Regions from separate parts of the Homo sapiens genome. Here all the other regions are linked to region 5. A link is a contact called in ENCODE Hi-C or POLR2A ChIA-PET data. All regions are on one chromosome and are shown on one strand. Each heading gives the region's core, a stretch centred on a gene start or an enhancer-like site at or near the end of the contact. The rest is flanking DNA. Distances are from core to core; before and after follow the strand shown. Region 1 overlaps SOBP (sine oculis binding protein homolog). Region 2 holds the start of SLC60A2 (solute carrier family 60 member 2). Region 3 holds the start of RPF2 (ribosome production factor 2 homolog). Region 4 holds the start of GTF3C6 (general transcription factor IIIC subunit 6). Region 5 holds the start of CD164 (CD164 molecule). Region 6 overlaps SCML4 (Scm polycomb group protein like 4). Region 7 holds the start of PDSS2 (decaprenyl diphosphate synthase subunit 2).

Region 1 (3,787 bases), core at 573-3,072, 1.7 Mb after region 5:
GAATGTTGTGACCCAGCAGAAAAATATGGCCCCAGAGGAGGGGCGGCTTCTTCCTGCCTGGGTGGGTTTGGTGCTGGGGTTGATTTGTTATTATTTTTTAATTTGTTGCTGGAAGGTTTTCTTTTGTTTACTTTTATAAATCTCTCCCCGGGCTTGCGAGCTTCCCCTCCCTCCCGCCTCCCCTTCCCCTGCCCCCAAATTTCATTTTTAAAAAGCGAGCTTGCTCGCCAGGTGTGTCCCCCAAGCTCTCACAGCTCTAATAAATAAGGAGCACCTGTAAAACAGTAGCTTGACTTGTGAAGTGACTCTGTACAAAGGAGAATCTAGAAATACAGTATGTACACCGCATCCTTGGGCCGTGGTGCTTCAAGGCTGGCGCCACACCGTCCTGGCCCTGCCCACCCGCAACTCGCCACCCCTCCTGCTGAGGCTCCGCGGCCTTGTGGGGCGGGGGCACCTGGACCCCTCCAGAGGGAACAATTGCTTTATTTGAGTTAGTAAACAGATACACTGAATCACAAGGTGATTTGATTTTTTTTTTTTTTAGTTTTCTTCCTTTTTTGATTTTTTTCTTAATTTTTTCTCTTCTTTTCTTTTTCTTTTTTTTTCTGTACTCATCAGAATGGGATACTCCACAACTGTCTCACCAACTCAGTGCCAGTACACATGCTCTAGAGGACTTCTGGACTCGCAGCTACAACTGTACAAGTGCACACAAGTGAATCTACCCTGTTATCCTCCACCCACTGATTGAGGATCGAATTGCACATTTCTCTTAACCATGACAGGAGAAAGCAAACAGTGAAACAGAATCATGGGTGATCTTTCTCACTTTCCCTCTTGTTTTCATTGGTTTGTCCATACCATTCTAATTATCATGAAAGGGCTCTGCATATAGAGAGATTGTCTCACTGACTTCCTGGATCACCGAAAACCATCAGGGTTGAAATTTCATCTGAGTCTTTCCTGACGCCCAGCAAATATTCCCCCTCGGATTATTTTACACCTTGAGGGCATTTTGGTCTTCAGTTCAACACTCTTGCTCTGTTCCCAAATGGGGCGCTATTTAGGGGAATTTAAAGAGAAAGCTGAGAAGAATAAACATTTACCGAGTTCTCTTGGCATTCAGTCTCTGAAAAACCACAGTATAAACTATTCATGCTGCTTCTTACATCTGTCAAATCGAAAATTAAAAGCCATAAAAGTGTAACACTGAAAATATGGCATCAAAAAGGATAAAGGTGGCCTTTGTAAAAATAACAAGAAAAGTATATTAGCCAATAAAATATTCTAACTCTTCATTTAAAAGTGCATCCCGGGCAGGACAGAGATGACTCTGAAGCATTGGGCCTCCAGGACCACCCCTCTCCGCCATCAAAACGTGAACAATATAGGTCCAAAACCGTACAATGCAAATCACAATTCTTAGTGTAGCAGCAAAACCACAGCAGTTTTTAAAAAGATTAAAAAAAGATTTTTTGTGTTCCAATCCATATCATCTTCCAGCCTCAGTCGCTGAGCCTTGAAGATGGGGCGGGGAGAATACCTACATTGGTCCTTGTGGCTTGTCGGTATTTCGTTTTTTTTAAAAGCCAGGGGTGAAATCCCTAAGTTCCTCTGGGGAGAAGCAGAGATGGTGGCAGCAGGAAGGCTGGGCCTGCTTGGTGGGTCCAAGATGCGCGGGCTTCTCTGGGCTAGAGGCCATCGAGGGAGGGCTGCTTCCTCTGAGATGCTTAATGACAGGAAGCGGCTTTATTTGCTTGAGTTTTAGCCAGAGGGGGTGGTGAGCTGACCAGCTGGTGTCATTGGATGGCGTGACATGGTTTGCTCTGCGCCCTCTCTCCATGAGCGTACCCTGTGAGTGAACGTTCCTGGAAAAAGAGCAGAAGGGGCTGTCAGAATCCACTGGACCGATCCCCCTCCCTCCGCCCAGCTGGGGAGAACCCAGGCATGAGTCAGACAGCAGCACACTCTCCAGCCGCCAGGGCAGACCTAGGATGAGCCCCAGAACCGCTGCAGCACAGCGTGATTTCAACAGGAGTTTCATTCACGGTCTGCTCAGGTCAGCCCTGCCAGCTTTGTGTGAGGAAATGAAACTCAAGTCGCTTTTTGGAATACCATAATGAGTAGGGTACACCACGCCCTCACCCAAAGACCACAGCATCCTTTGCAACCCAGCAACCCTCCCCCTCCACATGACTGCATGCTTAACCAGCAGGAGGCTTTTTTTTTTTTTTGAGACAGGGTCTCGCTCTGTTGCCCAAGCTGGAGTGCAGTGGTGCAACTGGCTCACTGCAATCTCTGCCTCCCAGTTTCAAGTGATTCTCCTGCCTCAGCCTCCCAAAGTGCTGGGATTACAGGCATGAACCACCGCATCCAGCCCCAGCAGGAGGTCTTTTGAGTCACCCAAGGTCACTCCAAAGCCAGGCAAGGTCACGGAGGACCCTGGAGCTCCTGACCTCACTCCTGTAACCCCATGTCTCAGCTCTGGTATTTGCTGAAAAGAGGGCCAATAGATTCACTTTTTGGCAAGTGGAAAATTACCATGGACACATATACCTATCTTCAGAAGTTTCCCACAAAGGCAACTAAGCTGGAAGAAATGCTTGCTTTTCTCCGTGTGTGGGTCTTGCCTGTAAAAGGTGAGCCATTCACATCTCTTCACATCCAAAACAAACAGTAGCACTGGACTGGAAGAAAATAAATCAACCAAGAGCCTTGGGGTCCCAGGGCAGAGGCTCTGAACAGGATTTTCCACCAGGAAAGTCAGTTTCTGGGGAATGCTCATCCCAACATTCACCGAGATATGAGGCTCTGCCTCTTGATACCTGCAGCCTTCTTTCATTTGCCGCCAGTCACTTGGTTTGAAATAGAGCTTCCTGAGGCCACTCAGTCAGTTCTGGGAGCAGCCACTTAGAAGTCTGCCAACTGCATGGTAAAGCCCCAGAGGTCAGGGGCTTGTCTGTTTTGCTCGTGTCTCTACACCCAACTCGTAGCTCAGAGTCTGGCCCGCTGTGGGCGCTCGACACACTTTGATCACATGAGTGGGTCAGGCGCCTCTCTTCTGCCATGCCCCAAAACAGCACCTTTTCTTCCTGCCAATAAATGAGGCTGTCAGAAATGTGAATGGGTAAAATTTGGCTAAGGTGAGGTGGTGACAGAGGACTTGTAAACATCTTTACAACTGTTGAGATTATTCTTAGAACAATGAACAAATAACTTCAGAGAGGTGATAGAATGTAGGACTTGAAGGGACCCCAGAGATAATACAGTACCATTTCCTCATTTTATAGTGAAGAAATGGAGCCACAAAGAGACCTGGAAGCTTGCTTGGAGTGTTTATAACATGAATTTAGCAAGAGCAAGAGGAGGTCAAATGCCCATTGGGAGGACTAAGTGGAAGCTTGTGCTTTGAACCCTGCTATCTAAATCCTGGTGTTAATGGCAACAATAATCAGCAGCAGCCAAAAACAAGGTTTGAAAGTTTCACTGTGCACGACAGGAAATGCCTGAGTTCCCCCAATCACATTAAATCACCAGATCTGTGTGTACTTAATATGTATATTAAATAACCAAAGTGAAAATGCAAAACACCACAAATATGTAATGGGGGTGGAATTACAAGGCCATGGAAACCTTTTCATTTGGCATGGTCAGATTTGGAAATGTGGATATTTATTTCTGAATAAAGAGCTCACATTTGACTTACTTTCTTTCTTTCTTTCTTTCTTTCTCTTTCTTTCTTTCTTTCTTTCTTTCTTTCTTTCTTTCTTTCTTTCTTTCTTTC
Region 2 (3,764 bases), core at 848-3,347, 1.9 Mb before region 5:
CATGCCTGTAGTCCCAGTTACTAGGGAGGCTGAGATGGAAGGATCGCTTAAGCCCTGAGGTCGAGACTGTAGTGAGTTCTGACTGAGCCACTGGAAAACGTCAAAACCTTGATCAAAACATCAAAATATGATTCCTGTTTTTTATGTTGTTAAACAGCAATATTTCTGGATGCACATGGAGTCCTTCCCCTGAACTATACATATAAAACATACAGGAGATAAACAATTTAAATGTTTCTAAATCTACACTTTTCTTCCACGCCATCAGAATTAGTCAGTAAAGGTTGCTTAAAAAATATTACACGCCCAAGTACAGAATGACTTTAACAATAAAACTTTACTCAATGCAGTGTCAGCAAGAGGTAAGGATTACAATTGACTTTCAGAGGAAATTCATTGGACATTTAAAGAAAAAAATGTTTCCAATCAGTCTACATTTCCAGAATAACTGATTCTAATTGCCCTGCTCTGCTCTAAATGCATGGGGTGCGCCCCCTGCCCAACTCGTAACAGTCCAAGACCACGGACCACTATGGGCCCAGGTGCACAGCAAGCACCTCGTACTTCGAGAGAAGCCTGAGCACAGAATCTAATCAAATTAGTTCATGTCTTCAAAGGATTTACAACAGGACCGGACAAGTCAGTGACGACTCACCAAAAGTCTGAAGTGATTTCTTTCTTCACCCCTCCCCACCGCCCCCAATCAAAATACTCTAAGAAACAACTGTGGCTCAGAGTCCCTGAGATGGTAAGTGACCACACATGACTCTTGGGAGGACTCATCCTCTCAACTCCCCCAGGATCATAATTATCAAGTGATAAGGAGGAGGTTTCCGAAAAGTGAATTGAGTGGCGACCCAGGGGTTTGGCAAAAGGCGCCTCTAGGCTTGCCCTTTGCTCCAAGAAAAACATTTAAGAATCTAAAGGTTGGTTTTATTAATAAATAGGATGGTGGGCAGAGTAAAAGACATATTTCTGGCTCTATCACTTAACCAGCTGTGTGATCCAGAAAGTCACTTTCCCCTCCGGGCCTATTTCCTTATCTGCAAAATTAAGCGGTTGGCTGAATTTGGTCAGATCACCAGGAAGAAATTCCAGAAAAGTAGTTTTTCTGTGTAATAATTTGGGGGTTGAGTGGGTGGGTGCGGAGAGCAGCGGCCAAAGACCTGGTGAACCCCTCTTGCAACCTTCCCATCCGACGAAGGAGACGTAGGAAGGCTTGCCGGGCCGGGCGCCGTGGCTCACGCCGGTAATCCCAATACTTTGGGAGGCCGAGGTGGGCGGATCACCTGAGGTCAGGAGTTTGAAACCAGCCTGGCCAACATGGCGAAGCCCCGTCTCTACTAAAAATACAAAAATTAGCCGGGCTTAGTGGCAGGCGCCTGTAATCCCAGCTACTCGGGAGGCTGACGCAGGAGAATCGCTTGAACCCTGGGGGCAGAGGTTGCAGTGAGCCGAGATCGCACCACTGCACTCCAGCCTGGGCAACAGAGCGAGACTCCGTCAAAAAAAAAAAAAAAAAAAGCTTGCTGGAGCTGAAAGACGTATTCAGAAAATCTATTTCCTCCAAGATTAGAATTGTGCCCATTTTCTAGATGATGAAACTGAGGCCCAGTCAGATTAGGTAACGCGCCCAAGGTCAGTTTGCAAGTGGCGAAGGCAAGACTCGAACGCCCCGGCCTGGGAGTGTTGCAGCCCCGGCTCTCACCAGCCCCAGGAAGGAGGCACACAGCATCAAGGTGGTGAACCACCGCAGCTTGCTCCCGGTCCCACCGCTCTGCCAGGAGACCACCACCACCTCCGGCTCCGGCTCATTCTCCGCCGGGGCCTCCGCCTGCAGGAGCCGCTGCCCCGCAGCCGGGGGCCCGGCCCCACGGAGCTCCACCTCTAACTCCAGCTCGGCGGCTCCGGAGAAGTCGTCTTGCTGCCGCCGCGCTTCTCAGCAGAACTTCTGGAGCTCCGAGAAGAGCACTGGCCCCGACCCCAGGCACGGGTGTCCCTCCGGGCGCCACCTCCCAGCGGACCGCCCGGAACCGGGGCAGAGAAGAGGAACTTCGGCACGCCGCAGGTGTTCGTGGCAAAAGACGCTCGCTCTCCAGCAAGCAGGCGCATGCGCGGGTCACGTGGCGGAAATGTGGCCTCTCGCCAACCGCTATCGTGCCTCAAGCCGGAAGTTGATATGGTTGCCTAGGAGACCGGACGTAGCTCTCTAGCCTAGGCATCATACTTAGCTGAGCTCACAGAGGCTGGCGGACGTGCGCCCCATGGCGGAGCGAGCTGAAGTTGCAGCCTGGGACCAGGGAAATCAAGAGGTAAAAATGCGGCCAAACCATTATGAGGAAAAGGGGCCAAGAATTACACTGTAGCGCCTCGCGCCGGCTCCCCGGTCTCCTGGGGAGCGAAGGGAGCCTGAAGAGCTGGTCCTTATACAGCTTTCTGAAATCCCTGAGATCTGTCAATGAATCGCGCATCTTTCACTCCACAAGTATTTGTTGAACGTCATTGTGTAAGTTATCACGTATATTATCTCAACCCTCACAACACTCCAAATTCCACGTTATCCCCGTTGTACAGATAGAAAGATTAAGTCATAGAAAATAATTAACAATCTGCCCAAGCTCAGTCATCGAATTAGTGGCCGTATATAAACAGTGTAACAGTAGCTCAAGAAAGAAATCGGGATCCAAAGCTGTGGTTTCAAACACAATTCCTGAAATAATTCCAATTCCTGAAATAATTCCATCGTTGTAAAGAAGTGGAGCGTGGCATCGATTTGAGGAATTTTTTTTATATACTTTAAGTTTTAGGGTACATGTGCACAACGTGCAGGTTAGTTACATATGTATACATGTGCCATGTTGGTGTGCTGCACCCATTAACTCGTCATTTAACATTAGGTATATCTCCTAATGCTATCCCTCCCCCCTGATTTGAGGAATTGTTTTCCTTTTGCTCTTTAACAAAGCGTACCACAGCCTCAAAATGTTATATACTTTTCTTTGTGGTCTATTTGAAATGTTCTTTTCCACCTGATTCTTCCAACTTTCATCCACTTAGGCTCCCAGACTACAAACCTTAGTCTCATCATCCCTTGCAACCCGTCTCTCCAGACTTATTCGTTTAGTCATTAAGTCTTCCCCCCACCCGCACCCCCACTTTTTTTTTTGTTTGTTTGTTTTCTTTTTTGAGACAGAGCCTATGTCGCCCGGGCTGGAGTGTTGTGGCGCTTTTTGGTAGAGACGAGTTTTCACCATGTCGGCCAGGCTGGTCTCGAACTCCTGACCTCAAGTGATTCGCCTGCCTTTGGCCTTCCAAAGTGCTGAGATTACAGGTATGAGCCACCATGCCCCGCCAAGCATTTCTTTTTTATTTATTTATTTATTTATTTATTTATTTATTTATTTATTTATTTGAGACGGAATCTCGCTCTGTCGCCCAGGCTGGAGTGCAATGGTGCGATCTCGGCTCACTGCAACCTCTGCCTCCTAGGTTCAAGCGATTCTCCTGCGTCAGCCTCCTGAGTAGCCGGGATTACAGGCGCGTGCCACCACGCACGGCTAATTTTTTTATTTAGTAGAGACGGGGTTTCACCATGTTGGTCAGGCTGGTCTCGAACTCCTGACCTCATGATCCGACCGCCTCGGCCTCCCAAAGTGCTGGGATTACAGGCGTGGGCCACCGCGCCCGGCCCGCCAAGCATTTATTTTAGAGCAGGTCAGCTGGCATTCCTTCATATGAGAATGTCTTTATTTCACTTTGATTCC
Region 3 (3,806 bases), core at 469-2,968, 1.6 Mb before region 5:
CCACGCGCGAGTTACAATTCTTATCTTCACTTTACAGATGAGGCAATTGAACAGACAGGTAATGTGCCCAAGATCACACAGCAAGTAAACAGGCCAATTTTTAAAATGAGCTAGGGCTGGGAGGTGGCCCACAGCCTGTAATAAAAACACTCTAGGAGGCCAAGGTGGATGGATCACTGAGCCCAGAAGTTCGAGACCAGCCTGGGCAACAATGCAAAACCCTGTCTCTACAAAAAATACAAAAATTAGCTGTGGTGGTGTGCGCCTATAGTCCCAGCTACTCAGCAGGCTGAGGTAGGAGGACTGCTTGATCCCAGGGAGGTCGAGGCTGCAGTGAGCTGTGATGGGGCTACTGCACTCCAGCCTGGGTGACAGAGTGATACCCTGTCTCAAAAAAAAACAAATTTTTTAAAGCTAGATTTAAAAATTCGTCTAGACCAATTACCCTGTAAAATATGAAGGGAAAATAAATTCATTATTCTGACTTTATGATGTGACAGTAGGAGTGGCATGTTTTTACACACTTCTGTTCAAAAGAGGGGCTTCACCTCTGCTTCCTCTACAATGAGCACCTTGCTTTTCAGACAGTTCTCTGCCATCTACTGAAAGAATTCTTCCTCCCAAATAATTATGACCCTCCCTCGTCCAGTCCCATGGACACTTTGGGAAGAAAAAGAGACCATACATACACTTAAGTTTCCCATGTAGATTTTTAAAATACTCCTCCAGATATAATGTCACATATAAAGCTTCTGATCATTTACTGGTTGATAAAGATACAAATTATTCTATCTTTTGTATCTCATTAAACAGCAACAAATGCAAATAGCAATTAACATGTTTTATTAGCTGCCTGCTCCCAATTAACGTGTGAACTAGTCCCAATACCTAGTAAACTACTCTTTGTAGTCCAAACAGCTAGAGGCATAGCAGGTGTGCAAAATCTCTGAATGACTAAAACTGTCGTTTTGGATACATGTTAACTTAGGTAAATAGCAAGAAAATCACAGCAAGTAACAGCAGGGCTGTTTAGCCCAAATATTCTTGAACAAATTTAAAACAGGTATCATTCAAGGATAACTCAGAGGAGTGTACAAAGTTGGAAGGAAAAGAAAAAACTAATGAACATTTCTACGTGCTGCAGCAAAGGCTCTACATACATTCTCGAAACTAACCCTCACAGCTCTATGAAGTATGACTATGGTGAGCGCTATTTTACAGAATAAGCTAAGATTTAGAGATATTTAATGACCCAAAGTCACAAAGCTTTAAGTGGACGCGCCAGACTGTCACTCAGATCTGTCGGATTCCGAGGGCTGTGCTCCTAACCCCACTATACCATCTGTCTCATACTTCGGAAGTCAGACGTTTTTCAACTGGCTAGGATAAAAGCGGCCAACGCTTCAATCCCACATCCCTCCCATCCCACGGCTCCCACTTGAGAGCTTCCCCACTGTCTCCTGGCAAGCAGCTCGCGCTGAGGAGGACCCGGGCTGGTGATCGATCGGCCCCCACCCAGGTAATTAGAGGGGTAACCAGGAAGAGTGAGAGGCCGAGACAGTACCACCCTCATCACGGGACCCTTTCACCCCAACGCTCCCCGGGGCTGAGACCCAGCGCACTTACACTACTCGATCCAGAGTGTCCATCGCTACCGCTACCTGCAACTCTTAACCAGGGGGCATGCACGTGCCCTCGGCGATTACGTGCGCCGGAACAGGCGGAACCGGAAGCTGCGCGTAACGCCACTTCCGGGGACGGCCTCGTAGAGGGCGTCTAGAGGCGCTGGCGGCCATCTTGATTGGAATCGCGCCCTGTTGTCTTGGTTACGGATTTTTGCCCCGGCTCTTTCCTGGAGTTACAGGTGCGAGGTAATACTTTTAAGTAACACTGGCCGGGCGTGGTGGCTCACGCCTGTAATCCCAGGATTTTGGGAGGCCCAGGCGGGCGGATTACCTGATAACAGGAGTTCGAGACCAGCCTGGCCAACATGGCGAAACCCCGTCTCTACTAAAAATACAAAAATTAGCCGGGCGTGGTGGCGGGCGCCTCTAACCCCAGCTACTCGGGAGGCTGAGGCAGGGAGAACTGCTTGAACCCGGGAGGCGGAGGTTGCAGTGAGCGGAGATCGCGCCACTGCACTCCAGCCTGGGTGACAGAGCGAGACTTCGTCTCAAAAATAAAATAAAAATAAAATAAAATAACATAGACCCTCGCAGTTTGATGTACGCGCTAGTGTGCATACCTGGAGTCAGGTATTCAGAAACCAGATTTTATTCTTCAAGGAATCCCAGGATGCTAGAAAGGTTGATTGATTGCACGGTAGGTACTCACATAAGCACTAAAAACATTGATGTGAAAGGGGCACTATTGACAACTATGCGATCTGTGTGACAGAATTTATGACTACCACAGTTGCCTAGTACATAAAAGATGCGCAGAAAATGTACTGCTGTTCGTGATTTTTCCCCAGTTTTTAAGTTACCATATACTTCACATACCATAAAATGTACCCCTTTACAGTGTACAATTCAGTGATTTTTGGTGTATTCACAAAGATGTGCAAATATCACCACTAATTCCAGAATATTTAATCACCTCAAAAAGAACCCCCCTGACACACACACCCAGTAGCAGTCCATGCCCCACTTCCCCCTCCTGCCAGCCCTTGGCAACCAATAATCTACTTTATGTTCAATGGATTTGCCTATTCTGAACATATATAAATGGTTTCGTGCAACGTATGGCCTTTTGTGTTTGACTTCTTTCACTATCTTTTTGAGGTTCATACATGTAGCGTGGATCAGTACTTCCATTTTGTTAGGACTGAATAATATTCCTTTGTATGGATATACCACATTTTGTTTATCCATTTATCAACCTAGGTACTTTTTTTATTTTAGACATAGTCTTGCTCTGTCGCCAGGGCTGAAGTGCAGTGGTGCGATCTTGGCTTACTGCGCCGTCCACCTCCCGGGTTCAAGCAGTTCTGCCTCAGCCTCCCAAGTAGCTGGGATTACATGCACGCACCACCACACCTTGCTAACTTTTGTATTTTTTAGTAGAGACAGGGTTTCACCATGTTGGCCAGGCTGGTCTTGAACTTCTGAGCTCAGGTAATCCACCCGCCTTGGCCTCTCAAAGTGCTAGGAATACAGGCGTGAGCTACTGTACCCGGCAGCTTATGTACATTTGAATGGTTCCTATTTTTTGGCTATTATGGATTATGCTGCTTTGTGTTTTTTTGTTTTGTTTTGCTTTGCTTTGTTTTGTTTCTGAGACAGAGTCTCACTCTGTCACACAGGCTGGAGTGCAGTGATGCAATCTCAGGTTACTGCAACCTCCATCTCCTGGGTTCAAGTGATTCTAGTGCTTCAGCCTCTCGAGTAGCTGGGACCACAAGCGCGTGCCACCACACCCAGCTGCTTTGAATATTAGTGTACAAATTTTTGTGTGGACATACATTTTCAATTCTCTAGGAGAAAAATTGCTGGGTCATATGCTGACTCTTAAGTGTAACATTTTGAGGCACTGGTAAACTGTTTTCCAAAGCACCTGCACCACTTAAATTCCCATGAGCAATGTAAGAGAGTTTGGTATTAGTTTCCTATTTCTGTTGTAACAAATTATCACACATTTATTATTTTATACTTCAGGAAGTCAGAAGTCTGAAATCAGTTTTGCAGGTCTAAAATGTAGGCCGGAAGCAGTGGCTCACACCTGTACCCAGCACTTTGGAAGGCTGAGGTGGGCGGATCATGAGGTCAGGAGATCAAGACCATCCTGGCTAACACCATGAAACCCGA
Region 4 (3,500 bases), core at 573-3,072, 1.6 Mb before region 5:
TCTGAAAAGCCCATATCAGAAAGAGTTCCATCTATCTGACATCCTCCTACCTTCATACTCCCCAGCAAAGACACAGCTGTCCACTTGCAGAATGGGCCTCTCAGTGTCAATGCCCTACAACAGAATAAAGGATCATAAAAAAAAAACATAATTAGAAAAAGGCTTCAACATTGTAACCTTGCTACCAAGGAAACTAATCTCCAAAACTGGGGAACCTCTAGAGCATCTTGTCCTACCAAGTACAGGATAAACTACAACTGCTCTGATCACAGCAGTTACAACCTGAAGACTACTTAATTCATACTCAAGTAACAAGGTTTATTTCAATCAACATCCTGTTCAAGAGTAAGCTAAAAACAGAGGAAGTTTTGTCAACAGTAGTGCAAAGAGTCTATCTGTCATCTATTTATTTTTTGAGACAGTGTCTAGCTCTGTCACCCAGGCTGGAATGCAGTGGCATGATCATGTTCAGGCAATCCTCCCACCTCAGCCTCCTGAGCAGCAGGGACCACAGGCGCATGCCACCATCCCCAGCTAATTTATTATTATTATTATTTTTTTTTTTTATTGAGATGGAGTTTTGCCCTTTGTTGCCCAGGCTGGAGTACAGTGGCGCGATCTCGGCTCACTGCAACCTCTGCCTCCAGGGATCACGCGATTCTCCTGTCTCGGCCTCCCGAGTAGCTGGGATTACAGGCGCCCACCACCATGCCTGGCTAATTTTTGTATTTCAGTAGAGACGGGGTTACACCATGTTGGCCAGGCTGGTCTCGAACTCCTGGGCTCGTGATCTACCCGCCTCGGCCTCCCAGTATTGGGATTACAGGCGTGAGCCACCGCGCCTGGCCATTTTTTTTTATTATTATTTTAGAGAAGGGGTCTCGTTATGTTGCCTAGGATGGTCTCCAATTCCTGGGCTCAAGTGATCCTCCCACCTCTGCCTCCCAAAGTGCTGAGAATACAGGAATATATGTACGGTTCCATATCACAATGTTACTTCCTCCAAATCTGTAACTTTCTCTTCAGCCACACATTCAAACAGGCAAGCAAAGTTAGCCATTTTCTCCTATCTGCTCCCATAGTCCCCGCTGTACTTCTACATTATACTTAATTACATATTAATTAATTATACTTAGTATACTTCTTATCCTTAGAGTTCACTACTTTGTAAGGTGAAATAAATATATCAATACTTGCGGATAGGTATTTCACCATTGATTCTTGTTTTACATTTAAGACACTCTAGAACAATCCCCCCAAGTCTAGAAAACTCACCAAAACCTTGCATTTATTTTCACATTTTGAGAGGAAGTCTGAATCAATAATTCCTGATAATTCCACCAGAACCAACTGCTCCTGGTGAAAGAAAGAGGGGTTAACATGCTAGCACGCGAGCGGCCAAGAGGGAGCAATTAGCAAAAGAAGCCAAATTTCCCACATTTGTGAAAACCGGACCCTGTTTTCAGCAAGAGGAAACTACGCTACCTAAGGTAACTTCCCGGTACTTCCCATCCCAAGTACGGGGTGACGATTAGGGCTAAGGTCCCAAGCTGCCCGGCTCCTCGCGCCCAGGAGCAAGAAGCCGGTGAGGAGCAGTGGGGCCTCCCTCCGGCCCGCAGCTCCCCAACTCCCTTCCCCACACACAGCCAGCACAGGCATCACCGCCACTGCGGTGCAGGCTTTTGGCGTAGCGCTTACTACCTCCTCTTCCTCGTCTTCTCCGTCCTCTGGACTCCGCTCGTCCGCCGCCGCCGCCATGGTCCCGCGGCGCCTCGCCTTCTAGTCACTGGCCACGCCCGCCCGGAGCCGCCATCTTGAGTACGGGCTTCAGCTCCGAGGCGAAGCAGCTTATTGGGTTCCTGCCGCTCCGCTCCTCGCCGCGCAAATTGCTTCTGCCAGAACTCGAGATGTCGGCTTCCGGCGGGCGGGTGGCTACGGGCGCCGAGAGCGCCGGTACCCACGTGGAGACTCGCCACGGGCCTCCTCGTTTCTCGGTGCCTCAGAGCAGGGGCTGGGGGTGGGCTGCCGTAGGCAGCGGAGCCCGCTCGGTCACGCAAGAGTCGCCGGGCTCTCGGCCCCGCTGGCGGGGAGGACTGGCAAGGCAGAAGGGATAAAGGCGAAAACAAGGAAACCATGGTTTCAGGCGGATCATGGACAGAAAGGCCTTGTGTTTGACCCGAGCACATTTCTTGGAAAGAAATTCTTAATATTGTGTGAGCGCTCATCCTCAATTCAACGTACCCCAAGCCAAGTTAAAGGCACATTCAGTTTAATACTAATGAGCGCCTACACAGTAAAAAGCACTGCACCAGGAGCTATGAAAAATAGAAAGTGGGCTTAAGTTTCAGGCCTGCAGGAGCATAAGATCTGTGAGAGGTACATAAATGGATCCAAGCAAGTGCTGTAAGAGATACACATTGTTATAGGAACACAGAGACCTGGGCAAGAGAAGTTTGAACAGAATTTTCAGAAGTATCCCATAGATGTTTGTGATTGTGAAAGAAACGGTCTTCGTACTTGCGATAGCGTGATCTAGTGGTTAAGATCGTGAGTTTTGGATTTTTATTTATTTATTTATTTGGAGATGGAGTTTTGCTCTTGTTACCCAGGCTGGAGTGCAATGGTGCAATCTCGGCTCACTGCAGCCTCCACCTCCCGGGTTCAAGCGATTCTCCTGCCTCAGCCTCCCGAGTAGCTGGGATTATAGGCATGCGCCACCACGCCCGGCGAATTCTGTTATTTTTAGTAGAGACGGGGTTTCTCCATGTTGGTCAGGCTGGTCTCGAACTCCCGACCTCAGGCGATCCCCCTGCCTGGGCCTCCCAAAATGCTGGGATTACAGGTGTGAGCCACCGTCCCCAGCCTGAGCTTTGGATTTTAATACCAGTCAAGTTCTGCTGCATTATTAACAGCAAGGCTTTGGGCAGATTGGTGGTTGTGAGGATTAAATGAGACAATACATATAAAATAAATTTAGCCCAGTATTCAGCACATAGTAAGCATTTAAAGTGCATTTAATCTATTATTAGTAGTAATATATAAATTTTTTAGTATGATGCTCTTTCTCTCTTTCTTTTATTCATTGTTTGTTTCTTTCTTTCTCTCTTTCTTTCCTTTCTTTTTTGTGACAGGGTCTGGCTCTGTCGCCCAGCCTGGAGTGCAGTGGCGCCATCGTAGCTCCCTGTACCCTCAAACTCCTGGGCTCAAAGGGAGCCTCCTACCTCTGCTTCCTGAGTAACTGGGACTACAGGTGCACGCCACAGCGCCTGTCTTTACATAATGGTTGTATGAGTGTGCCATAACTTGATCCTCTATTTTTTAACACATAGGTTATTTACAATTTGTGGATATTGTAAATAACACTCTTTTGTGTATATTTTTGTCCAGTTGCCTAATTAAATGTATAGGATTTCATAGCTTAAAAAAGTAGAAGGAACACTGGACCTGTTAGAAGTACATTTCAATTCTAGCTCTGAAGCTTAATAATTGTGAAGTTTTCC
Region 5 (3,590 bases), core at 550-3,049:
TTTTTTTTTTTGAGACGAGTCTGGCTCTGTTCCCCAAGCTGGAGTGCAGTGGTGTGATCTCGGCTCACTGCAACCTCCGCCTCCCGGATACAAGCGATCCTCCTGCCTCAGCCCTGCTAGTAGCTGGGATTACAGGCACGTGCCACCATGCCCGGCTAATTTTTGTATTTTTAGGAGAGACGGGGTTTACACCATGTTGGCCAAGCTGGTCTCAAACTCCGGACCTCAGGTGATCCACCCGCCTTGGCCTCCCAAAGTGCTGGCATTACAGGCGTGAGCCACCGCGTCCGGCCCCTATTTACATTCTTAACCTTAAAAAAAAATTAAAGTTGCCTTGCGCTTTCATTTGGTCTGGGTGCCAGATAGTCAAGTGTTAAATATAGAGAGAGGCCTCCTGAGAGAAGAGCAGACACTTCTCTGAAGGGCTTATGGTGGGAGCTCACTTCCCTGACAGCATTCTCATGCTTCTGGGCTGGATCAGTCAAAACTATCAGCTTTTTGTTTACATCCAAGCAACACTACTCCAACTAGCGTAGTCATTGGAACAAATGTTCATAGTCCTGAGGGTACAGAAGGACGACACTGAAAAGATCCCAAGGGGAAATAAAATCTTTCTATTTGAGCAAAAAGGTAAAAGCACTATGTAGTCATCTTTTTTGGCACATCAAAAAAGTCATCGTGGCACATCAAGACAGACCTCACGAAAGCAATTAATATTCCTATATTATTAGGATAACTTTGCATAATTAAAATTACATAAGTGTACAACAGCTGAAAACACAGCATTAAATACAACTTTTAAAGTCTAATTTTTACCATGTGATAACCGTATCAAATTTTGCGAATATTTTGTGAGACTTGGCAGTAGATGGCGCTCACCTTTACTAAAAGTCTGAGCAGCGCCTTAACACTAACAGGAACTTAAGAATCCAGCTCTGATGTCAGGCAATCCCGTGTCCAGGTCAGGTCACTTTTTTAAGTCTCAGTTTCCTCACTGGTAATGTGGGGGTGGGGGCCTCCCCAATGACCTCGCAACTCAGACCGCTTTTGATTCTCTGACTACAGTGGTGGAGTTGAGACAGGTCGGCTGCTGCAACCGCCGTCTGAAATAGCAATCCGGAAAAGTCAGGTTGGGAAAGTGACAGAGTAGACGCCCTGCGGCTCTGATCCGGGCGGCGCCTCAGCTGCCCACACTATGTGGGCGGCAACGCACAAACTCCTTAACCACGTGGTGCCTCCATTCCCCTAGGGAGTCCCATCACAGGATAACTTCTAGCAAAATCAATCTTCAAGAAAAAAAGAAGGGGTCCTGCCGAAGATATAAGGAAGCTCCCTGGGGATCCCGCAGCACAGCACAAACTTAGTTCTTGAGAGCCGCACAAAACCAACTTCCGCCCCAGTGGAGTTGCGTCCGGAAGGCGCGGCCCCGGAGGTCACGTGGGCCCGCGGAATTACAGCCTGGCGGGGCGCTCAGGTGGAAGCAGTAGGCCACATTATGTCGACTGTTCCATGCAAGTCAGGGTGGGGGCCGTCCCTATCGCAGGCATGAGACAAGTCCAGCTGCGTCGTGTCTGGTAATCTGAGGGCAAGAAGAACGATTTGCAGAAGCTCCCAGTTTTCTTGGCTGTGGCACAGTCGCTTTGAGGGCCAGGTTCCTTCGGCTTCCTCCCGACTCCCCTGCTTCCCCCCGTAGGATTCCCGTTGGTATCGTCCGAGCCCCACCTCCCTCCTCTTCGCCCCCGCACGCCGAAAACAGGGGCCTCTCACGTGACCCCTGCGCGCTCCCGCGGGGGAGCGTAGTCTCGGAGGCGGCGCCGCAGGGGATTGAGGGGTTGACTGAGCGTTGCGAGCCTTAGCTTTCTCCCGAACGCCAGCGCTGAGGACACGATGTCGCGGCTCTCCCGCTCACTGCTTTGGGCCGCCACCTGCCTGGGCGTGCTCTGCGTGCTGTCCGCGGACAAGAACACGACCCAGCACCCGAACGTGACGACTTTAGCGCCCATCTCCAACGTAACCTCGGCGCCGGTGACGTCCCTCCCGCTGGTCACCACTCCGGCACCAGGTGGGCGCGGGCCCTGTGGGCTTCCCGCCCTCCCCTGCCCAGCCGAGCCGCACTGCCTCCTCGCCGTGCGGGCGGGGCCCGGGTTCGGGCCACGGTCGGGCGGGCGGGCCGCGCTCGGGGTGCGGCGGCGACTCCGGCAACATGGCGGCCAGCCTGGAGTCCACTCGTGGCCGGGCCGGGTGGGGAGCGCGCTGGGGGGAAGCGGACGCGCGGTTCCCAGTGGCTGCGGGGCTGGGGCCCCCCTCGAAGTGTTGCAAGTCGAGGTGCCTTTTAAAAGTGCATCGTAATTCCTAGCCTCACTTGGGGTCGGAAATGGGGACGTGGCTTCCTTCCGCGGGGGCAGCGGTGGGGTTGAGGATGGGGCCGGGCGTCGCGCCTCTGAGGTTGGCGGTGGGGCCGAGCTGCCTCTCCCTGCCACTGGTTGTTCACCCTCCCGGCGCCTCTCTCCGGAGGTAGCCTTCTCCGGAAGTCCGGGAAAGAGAAACTTAAAGACGGTAATGCTCGTTCGTGTCTCAGACTTGAGTCTGAGAAGGTCGCTTGAGATTTAATTACATTGGTTTTGCAGATAGGAATAGAATGTAGCTGACGTTTGAGCACGTAGTTAGTGAAAACTTCACACTTCAAAGTATGCGAAAAGGAAGAAAAGTACCCATGTATGTACCGGGTGTTTTGCGTACGTATCCTAAGGCTAAACTGGAAGGTAGGTAGTGAAACCTAGGAGGTAGATGCAGAGACGGAGATGAGTAAACTCTCCTGACATTGTATGTTTATTCTTTTTTCAATTGTTTTTAAAATTTTCTTAACTATGTCCTGTGCTCAGATAGCGTATGTTTAGTAGGTCGTGGAACGGGGGTTTGTGCCCAGGTCTGTGGGTTTTCTAAAACCCGATCAGGAGCGTGTCTTTTGTTATGTGCAGTCGCATAGGGCTGGTTAAGGCATACATACATTTTAAAGCAGAAATTGCCATATACCGTGACAACACAAAAGAGAGAAGGAAGATAAGTTTGAGGTAATAAGCGGGAGAAACACTAGAGGTTTAAAACCTGCAGTCTCGTATGATTGGTTATTCTAGTTAACATTAGTTAAGGAGTAATGTTTACGTAGTTAACATTGGCTTCTTGACCGAAGAATGCCGAAGTGTAATGATTTTTATCACGGCATTCATATTCTACAAATTCTCCTCTAGTTTTAGTATTTTATAAAAGTTTAATAAAGTATATAGTAAACTTAATGTTTTGTTTTTAGTTTAAGGAAGATGTAATGGTAACATTTCAAAACGAGGGAAGTAAATTGCAGTATAATACTGGGAATTCTAACCGCACTATTTTAAGATGATAGAGCAGAATATGTTTGTCTCAGTCTTAATTTGACAGTTTCCTTTCAGAATTGTAGTGTGTGTGTAAGAGAAGGTTGGAAGTATCAAATTAATTTGTCTTTGTGTAATTGAAGTGCGTGCAAAGGAGGTATGTATTTTCTGGAAATCATAAGTGGATGTAGTGTGGTCTGAAAGGTAGCAAGTTTAGTTCAT
Region 6 (3,416 bases), core at 101-2,600, 1.7 Mb after region 5:
TGATTCAATTATCTCCAACTGGCTCCATCCTTGACACATGGGGATTATTACAATTCAAGGTGAGATTTGGGTGGGGACACAGAGCTAACTCATATCATCCTGGAATCAGGCCCTGACAGTCTGAGTAATCTTGCCAGACGACTGGCCGAGGGGCAGCCCAGACCCTTCCTCAGCCTCCAGCTCTGAGAAAGCCTCTCTGCTGGAGCCTGGTTGCACCCCAGGAGAGGCCCCCTAGCTCAGGCCCTTCTGCCTGTCAGGATCTGGGATGAGATCAGAGACACGGAGTCCACCTGTGCCTGCTGCCTTTCATCCCAAGAACATCAATACCTGAACCCTGAATCCTGGCTGTCTTTTTAATAACTTAGAAGTATTAGAACCAGCCAGGCACGATGGTTCATGCCTGCAATCCCACCACTTTGGGAGGCCAAGGCGGGTGGATCACTTGAGGTCAGGAGTTTGAGACCAGCCTGACCAACATGGTGAAACCCCGTCTCTACTAAAAATACAAAGATTAGCTGGGTGTCGTGATGCACGCCTGTAATACCAGCTACTTGAGAGGCTGAGGCAAGAGAATCGCTTGAACCCGGGAGGTGGAGGTTGCAGTGAGCAGAGATTGCGCCACTGCACTCCAGCCTGGGCAACAAAGCTAGACTCTGTCTCAAAAAATAAATAAATAAAAATAAATATTAGAGAGAACTTTGCCTGAGACCCTGAAATCCAGTTGTCCATAATCAGCAGGACCCCCACCACGGGACTGTGGGATGTTTAAAATCGCAAAGCCACCTAACCTCTTTGGAGAAAAGCTGCTATGTGATGTATCAGTTGAAGTTCACTGTTGAGCCTTTGTGATACACTGAAGAAAAATGAAATTATTCATCCTTTGTAGGTCTGTTAACACTTTAATTCTCCGAAGATTCCTTTTTTTTTTTTTTTTTGAGACAGAGTCTCGCTCTGTCACCCAGGCTGCAAGCTCTGCCTCTTGGGTTCATGCCATTCTCCTGCCTCAGCCTCCTGAGTAGCTGGGACTACAGGTGCCTGCCACCACACCTGGCTTTTTTTTTTTTTTTTTTTTTTTTTTTTTTGTATTTTTAGTAGAGACGGGGTTTCACAGTGTTAGCCAGGATGGTCTCGATCTCCTGACCTCGTGATCTGCCTGCCTCGGCCTCCCAAAGTGCTGGGACCACAGGCGTGAGCCACCCCGCCCAGCCGAAAGATTCCTTTTAACCAGTGCCTTCCTCAGGGTGCTAAATAAAACCGCAGGTACCAGAAACAGCCAGTCAGCCATGCACATTCTCAGCAGTGAGACAGAGGAAGTGGGTGGGGAGAAGACGGAAGGAAGGATAGCACCAGTGTCTCTGAAAGAGGTTTCCGTTTCTGCTTACATTTCATTGACCAAAATGTAGTCACATGGCCACTTGCTGCAAGGGATGCTGGGAAATGTGGTTTTCATTCCTAGCAACCATGATTCCAGATGGAAGTTAGGGCTGCTATTACAGAGGAAGAAGTGCAAAGTAACGCTGAGTAGGCAATGGGAAGTCTGATCAGAAATGCTCACTCCCTCCTTTTTCCTCCCATGGCACTTTGTTTCCTCATCTATAGTTCTTACTCTATCCTAGAGAAAGGAACAGACCCTCAGCTTTGTGAAGCCTCTTATTCATATTTGAACCCCCCACAGCCCTGGCAAAGGGGGGCTTGAGGCCTGTATCAGACTGTTATTTATTGAACACCTACACTCAAGGGGGCCAGACAGTTTCCGACTTATTATAAGTTATATGTTTAGGATTTAATATTTATAAAAAGGTATTGGTATATTTGATTTAAAGATAAAGAAAAAGAGGTTCAAGAGAAGGTAAATCAAGTGTTAAGCCAGGATCTGACTTCAGTGGGCTCCAAAGCCTGTCTTTCAAAACAACCCCAGGGGTTTTCAAATCATGCCTGATGGCTTTCAAGGTTCTAAGAGATGGAGAAGATGGAACAAGAGCAGACAGGACTCCAGGTGCCCTCCCTCTCTTTAAGCAGGGCCTTTTCACATTTGCAGAGTGGGGTTCTATATGTGCTTTGCTTAAACAAAATTTGCACAACTAAAAATGTTTGGAAACCATGGAGATAAAAACCATGCTGACTTGAGTGGCAGGATGTTAAAGTGGGAGAGAAACCGCCAGCGTCCTCACCCATTTCTCACCTAGCTGTCAGCCTAGTGCCTGCTGTGGGTCCCCCCACACCCCACCCTCCCACCCAAATGACTGTTCAATATTGCTCTGAAGTTCCATCCCAAGTAAAAAGCAGTTATCATCAAAAAAACCATACCTCTTTAAGGGAGTTTGACCCAAGTCATAAACCATGGAAGAGACTTAGAAATGGCATTTTCCCCATGGTACTAATCAAAATGGTTTAAAACCACAAAAGCCAGAAAACTGCATGAGGCTGCAGGCAGAAGGGTGGGTATTGATGACTTGACAAACTCCTCAGCCTTCTCTCTCTGGCGGTACTTACCTTTAGCTTCCTGCAGTTGTGATATATCACGTCTGTCTCCGCTGCCAGTGGGCTCCAAGGGGATGTGTTCACAGGGCACATTTTCCTGGTGTCTGCTGATGCTCTGGTGAAAGTTTGAGAGCTCTTCCTTGTCTCTCATCCAAGATATAATCACCAAGAGCTATAAAGAGGTTTTGGATAACAAAAGCTTCCTGACTTGGGCATTTAACAAGACACACTGTAGAATTCCCAACCACAACTAGGTCCAAGATTCAGAATCAAGAAACGAAGTCAATCTGATATTGCTATTACAACCCAAATGCCTCCTGTGGTTGGATTTTTATTTGATAGGGCCTGGCATTGGGTGAGGGATGGAGACAATTTAGCTAGAAAAAGAAGAATGAGAACAGCATTGTATGTGAGGAGGTGAAGCGGACAAAAGCATGGCAAGAGCTGATTAATTAAAGAGTTTGTGTAGGGGCCAGACGCAGTGGCTCACACCTGTAATCCCAGCACTTTGAGAGGCAGAGGTGGGCGGATCATCTGAGGTCAGGAGTTCAAGACCAGCCCAGTCAATATGGTGAAACCCCGTCCCTACTAAAAATACAAAAATTAGCTGGGTGTGGCGGCACATGCCTGTAATCCCAGCTACTCGGGAGGCTGAGGCTCGAGAATCGCTTGAACCTGGGAGGTGGAGGTTGCACTGAGCCGAGATCATGCCACTGCACTGCAGCCTGGATGACAAAGCGGGACTTCATCTCAAAAAAAAAAAAAAATAAAGGGTTTGTGCAGGGACACCAGGGAAACCATGCTGGGAGGTTTGGGATCCATTTCAAGCAGATGGGGCTTTGCTCTGTAGTAACTGTAAACCAGACATTTCTGAACAGGGGAGTGAGCTGGTGGCCCTGGGATTTAGGAAAACAAATCTACTGGCCATTTATGGA
Region 7 (3,735 bases), core at 641-3,140, 1.9 Mb after region 5:
AGTATCTCACTCTCCATATTTATTTTCATCTCCTAACAGACCTGAATTTTGTTGCCAAGAGTTTATCTCTTTCACAGGAATTATTTTCAAACTTCAGCTTACTTACTTTAAGGGCATAGACTGTGTTTGATACTTATAATCACAATTCATGTTAAATAAAATGTGCCCCTGAAAAGTTACACCTAAACTGAATTTTTGTAAATAAAAAATTTAAATCACAAGGAAAACTTGCCAAAGGGAGAGTATGAAGCTAAATCTTTTGTAGAGAAAATCATCTTGTTTTGCAAAGTGAACAACTACTCTTTAAGTCCCAATCTTTATTTGTAGCTCAAGAGGCTGGTACAGTATTATGCATGATGCTCATTTAAAAAATACTGACAGGCTGGGCATGGTAGCTGGTAGCTCACACCTGTAATCCCAGCACTTTGGGAAGCCGAAGTGGGCGGATCACTCGAGGTCAGGAGTTTGAGACCAGCCTGGTCAACATGGTGAAACCCAGTCTCTACTAAAAATACAAAAGTTAGCCGGGCGTGGTGGCAGGCGCCTGTAGTCCCAGCCACTTGGGAGGCTGAGGCACAAGAATTGCTTGAAACTGGGAGGCGGAGGTTGCAGTGAGCTGAAATCGCGCCGCTGTACTCCAGCTTGGGTGACAGAGCAAGACCCATCTCAAAAAATAAATAAAAAATAAAAATAAAATACCATGAATTTGGAAGGATTTTGAAAGTTTTAGAGAGTTTTATAAGCTATTTTTAAGAGTGTAAAAAATGGATAATATATCCTTTATTAAGAACGGTTAACACCTGTTTTAGGTGATAAGAAAGGAGGTAAGATCTTAGGCACATTTGAAAAAAAAATAGGTAGCATTACTTAAAAGATAATCATATTGACTGTTTCCTCTCAGCAATAAGGAGAAAAGAGTGGATGGGAGCCTATTATTTAGACGGTGTAATCTTTCGGTTAGAATACGGATTCTGAAACCAGATTGTCTGGGCTCACATCCCTGTCTAGTGTGGTCTTAGGGAACTTACGCGACTCGACTGCACCTTAGTTTCCTCATACAAAACACGGAGAATACTAATATTATCTACTTAATGAGGTTGTTCTGAGGATTAAATAAAGTAATACATGAACTAGTACGTGAAAAGCACTCCGGTCAGCGATAGTCTTCAATCCTGGAGTTGAGCTCCAGGCTAGGCATAAAGAGGAAGATAAGAGGCAGGGAGTAGGCAACGTTTCATTCTTCCTCTCCGCACCCGCGGGAAGGAGGCACCGCTGTTTCTCCCAAGGCTCAGCGAGGAGGCCGGTAATTCGAAGTTGGATCCGAGGACTTTCCTTGGGACCCCTTTCCGCCGCACCACGCTGCCTTATGTCTGGTTGGGCCCTGAGGACACGAGGGCTCAGCCCCACGCCCCGACTAGGCGTTCCACCACTGAGACGTGGCCCCAGCTCCAGGAGGCATGCAGCCCGAGAGGCCGCCTTCACGCCCGGCCACGGCCACTGCCACTGCCAGGGGCTGGTGGCGATAGCGACAAAAAGCTTCCGGGAGGAACTGGTGCCTCCGCCCGACGCCCTTCCTTGCGGGCAAGCCGGGGGCTGACCGTTGTTCGTGACACCAATACTTATGCATGCCACTCAGTGCTGGGCGCCGGGGACTCTAATGAATCCAGACTCGGCCCAGATACCGTGTGCAGAGGGACCACTCGCCGCCCACAACTGATCCCTGTCACTGACGACCTTTGCTGGCCCAGAGCGGCGGGGTGGGAGGAGCTGAACCTCCCAACCCGGGTTCACCTCCAAAGCACCGCCCCTGCGGGGGCGTTCTCGGGTACGCCGTAAAGTAGAGAGTATACTTAACAACCCGCCTCTGTCTTTACGGCAGGCCGCATTCCATGCCTCCAATATGGCGTCCTCCACATAGGCAGTGGCTGTGGTTTCTACCCCGGGTGGCCGGGGGCAGTGCTGAGCTGGGACTGTTGTTTGCCCAGCCTGGGCTGCAGAAAGCAGCAGTTAAAGTTCGTTTCTGGTCACTGCTCCAGGAAGCCACCTTACTCTGAGGGTCAAGAATTGCCGCTTCCTTTTAGTTACTGTAAGTTCCTCCTCTGCCCCTGGTTTGTTTCCCGCGGCACTTCTGGATACCCCCAGGTCCCAGACCCTTCCAGACTCAAACCATGAACTTTCGGCAGCTGCTGTTGCACTTGCCACGTTATCTTGGAGCCTCGGGTTCCCCGCGTCGCCTGTGGTGGTCCCCGTCCCTCGACACCATCTCCTCGGTGGGCTCTTGGCGTGGTCGGTCCTCCAAGTCCCCGGCCCACTGGAATCAGGTAGTGTCAGAGGCGGAGAAGATCGTGGGGTACCCCACGTCCTTCATGAGCCTTCGCTGCCTGCTGAGCGACGAGCTCAGCAACATCGCTATGCAGGTGCGGAAGCTGGTGGGCACTCAGCACCCTCTGCTTACCACAGCCAGGTGAGCTACCCCTCTCCCGCTGACACACTCGCACTCATTGGAATACTTTTTTTTCTGGCGGGCATACGCATTCTAGCTCTCTCAGACTGGCTCCTGATTTATCTCTTTTTAGTCCTTCCTTTTTACTCACTCCTCCTAGACATTCCGTGTTGTCTCTTCTCTAGTCCACTTAACGTTCTTGCTCAGCTGAGTGCATAAGTGGTTTTCTTTGAAACACTTGTATGCTTTCCTCGATTTTGCTTCTTAATTGTTGAGGATGAAGATGCCTCAGTGATTTGTGGAGAAATCGAGCGGAGATGTAGGTTTATTGAGTCACTTCCTAGAAATTTTTTTTTTTTTTAATGGGATAGATTAATTTTCTGTCCCGCACTGTTCAGGGGGTCACCTCCAGAAAGTAGGCAAGGAGAGAGAGAGAGGCTGAAGGTAGATAATTCTTTCCAACGAATGTCTTGGGGTTGAAGTAGGAATTTATCCCGTTAGTAGTCATTATCTTCTTGGGATGTTTATCACTTATGCTGTACTACTGCTGTGAAACCTGCCTTTAGGATTTATAAAAGTTTTTTTTTTTTTTTTTTTTGAGACGGAGTCTCGCTTTGTCGCCCAGGCGGGAGTAGCTGGGACTACAGGTGCCCGCCACCACGTCCGGCTAATTTTGTTTTTGTATTTTTAGTAGATACGGGGTTTCACCGTGTTAGCCAGGATCGTCTCAATCTCCTGACCTCGTGATCCACCCGCCTCGGCCTCCCAAAGTGCTGGGATTACAGGCGTGAGCCACCGTGCCCGGCCAAAAGTTTTTTTTTTTTCTTCCACTTAAACCCCACACCTGAATTGTAATTAGTTTAAACATACAGCGAAGTTACAAAAATAATATAGTTCAAAGAACACACTTGCATACTCTTTAATCAGATCCACCTGCTACGTAGATATGTCTATATATGTCAATATATACATTAAATACATATACACACAGATATATATACTATTCACGTGTATATATCTTTCTATATATTTTTTTCTGAATCATTTGATGGTAGATTGCATACATCACGATCCTTTTCCCCTAAATACTTCAGTATGTATTTCCTAAGCATAGCAGTAATCTCCTACGTAAGTACGCTACAGTTACCAACTTAGGTATATTTAATATTGATACAATACTTTTATTTAATCTACCATTTAATTTCAATTTTGTTAATTGGCCTAATAATGTTCTTTATAGCATTCTTTACCCTCCAGGACAGGATTCAGTCCAGGATCAAGTATTGCGTTTA

Evidence for each region. A loop is a pair of places that touch in the nucleus more often than their neighbours do. ChIA-PET counts read pairs that join two places held with the same protein, here RNA polymerase II (POLR2A). Pooled maps may share reads with other maps.
Region 1: a loop to region 5 is called in a map with no recorded cell type, with 8 times the contacts of the local background. The contact joins the enhancer-like site here to the promoter of CD164 in region 5. A Hi-C loop is called at or near these places in 3 of 37 single-sample maps with no recorded cell type and 3 of 50 pooled maps.
Region 2: a loop to region 5 is called in a map of CD8-positive, alpha-beta T cell, with 16 times the contacts of the local background. The contact joins the promoter of SLC60A2 here to the promoter of CD164 in region 5. A Hi-C loop is called at or near these places in 1 of 168 maps with a recorded cell type or tissue (CD8-positive, alpha-beta T cell), 1 of 37 single-sample maps with no recorded cell type and 7 of 50 pooled maps.
Region 3: a loop to region 5 is called in a map of B cell, with 10 times the contacts of the local background. The contact joins the promoter of RPF2 here to the promoter of CD164 in region 5. A Hi-C loop is called at or near these places in 3 of 168 maps with a recorded cell type or tissue (B cell and naive thymus-derived CD4-positive, alpha-beta T cell), 1 of 37 single-sample maps with no recorded cell type and 10 of 50 pooled maps. POLR2A ChIA-PET finds 5 or more read pairs at or near these places in 1 of 52 experiments (A549).
Region 4: a map of naive thymus-derived CD4-positive, alpha-beta T cell shows a loop between it and region 5 (17-fold over the local background). The contact joins the promoter of GTF3C6 here to the promoter of CD164 in region 5. A Hi-C loop is called at or near these places in 1 of 168 maps with a recorded cell type or tissue (naive thymus-derived CD4-positive, alpha-beta T cell) and 9 of 50 pooled maps. POLR2A ChIA-PET finds 5 or more read pairs at or near these places in 2 of 52 experiments (PC-9 and activated CD4-positive, alpha-beta T cell).
Region 6: a loop to region 5 is called in a map of CD8-positive, alpha-beta T cell, with 11 times the contacts of the local background. The contact joins the enhancer-like site here to the promoter of CD164 in region 5. A Hi-C loop is called at or near these places in 2 of 168 maps with a recorded cell type or tissue (CD8-positive, alpha-beta T cell and naive thymus-derived CD4-positive, alpha-beta T cell) and 5 of 50 pooled maps.
Region 7: a loop to region 5 is called in a map of CD4-positive, alpha-beta T cell, with 6 times the contacts of the local background. The contact joins the promoter of PDSS2 here to the promoter of CD164 in region 5. A Hi-C loop is called at or near these places in 2 of 168 maps with a recorded cell type or tissue (CD4-positive, alpha-beta T cell and naive thymus-derived CD4-positive, alpha-beta T cell) and 9 of 50 pooled maps. POLR2A ChIA-PET finds 5 or more read pairs at or near these places in 1 of 52 experiments (CD4-positive, alpha-beta T cell).

Annotation. Positions count from the first base shown.
Region 1 is chr6:107,656,291-107,660,077 of GRCh38, reverse strand. SOBP (sine oculis binding protein homolog) reads right to left here. Exons shown (of 7, transcript NM_018013.4): 7 at 1-1,871. Among named protein-coding and RNA genes, the nearest start is that of SCML4, 170 kb to the left of the region's middle. RefSeq lists enhancers at 1,744-1,933, 1,395-1,971, 2,174-2,223, 1,972-2,549. Within about 2 kb of position 1,822, at least 21 of the 41 ENCODE cell types and tissues checked have a DNase peak (open chromatin) inside an H3K27ac peak, as active enhancers do.
Region 2 is chr6:111,257,672-111,261,435 of GRCh38, reverse strand. SLC60A2 (solute carrier family 60 member 2) reads right to left here and starts at 2,097. Exons shown (of 4, transcript NM_153369.4): 1 at 1,709-2,097. The coding sequence starts at 1,735. It overlaps SLC60A2-DT (SLC60A2 divergent transcript), which reads left to right and starts at 2,224. Exons shown (of 3, transcript XR_001743807.2): 1 at 2,224-2,312. LOC124901378 (a long non-coding RNA gene) reads right to left here. Exons shown (of 2, transcript XR_007059708.1): 2 at 3,726-3,764. RefSeq lists enhancers at 1,988-2,067, 2,388-2,447.
Region 3 is chr6:110,979,950-110,983,755 of GRCh38, reverse strand. It overlaps RPF2 (ribosome production factor 2 homolog), which reads right to left and starts at 1,718. Exons shown (of 10, transcript NM_032194.3): 1 at 1,627-1,718. The coding sequence starts at 1,649.
Region 4 is chr6:110,957,028-110,960,527 of GRCh38, reverse strand. GTF3C6 (general transcription factor IIIC subunit 6) reads right to left here and starts at 1,822. Exons shown (of 6, transcript NM_138408.4): 1 at 1,702-1,822; 2 at 1,276-1,356; 3 at 51-114. The coding sequence starts at 1,758. RefSeq lists an enhancer at 1,500-1,949.
Region 5 is chr6:109,380,676-109,384,265 of GRCh38, reverse strand. CD164 (CD164 molecule) reads left to right here and starts at 1,799. Exons shown (of 6, transcript NM_006016.6): 1 at 1,799-2,062. The coding sequence starts at 1,888. RefSeq lists enhancers at 1,182-1,411, 1,492-1,841, 1,397-1,906 and a silencer at 2,062-2,341.
Region 6 is chr6:107,714,810-107,718,225 of GRCh38, reverse strand. All of the region lies in intron 6 of SCML4 (Scm polycomb group protein like 4), which reads left to right. Among named protein-coding and RNA genes, the nearest start is that of SCML4, 110 kb to the left of the region's middle. RefSeq lists a silencer at 1,301-1,450. Within about 2 kb of position 1,350, at least 6 of the 41 ENCODE cell types and tissues checked have a DNase peak (open chromatin) inside an H3K27ac peak, as active enhancers do; they include CD8-positive, alpha-beta T cell, where a contact is called at or near this core.
Region 7 is chr6:107,457,719-107,461,453 of GRCh38, reverse strand. PDSS2 (decaprenyl diphosphate synthase subunit 2) reads left to right here and starts at 1,890. Exons shown (of 8, transcript NM_020381.4): 1 at 1,890-2,464. The coding sequence starts at 2,169. RefSeq lists enhancers at 928-1,849, 1,570-2,019.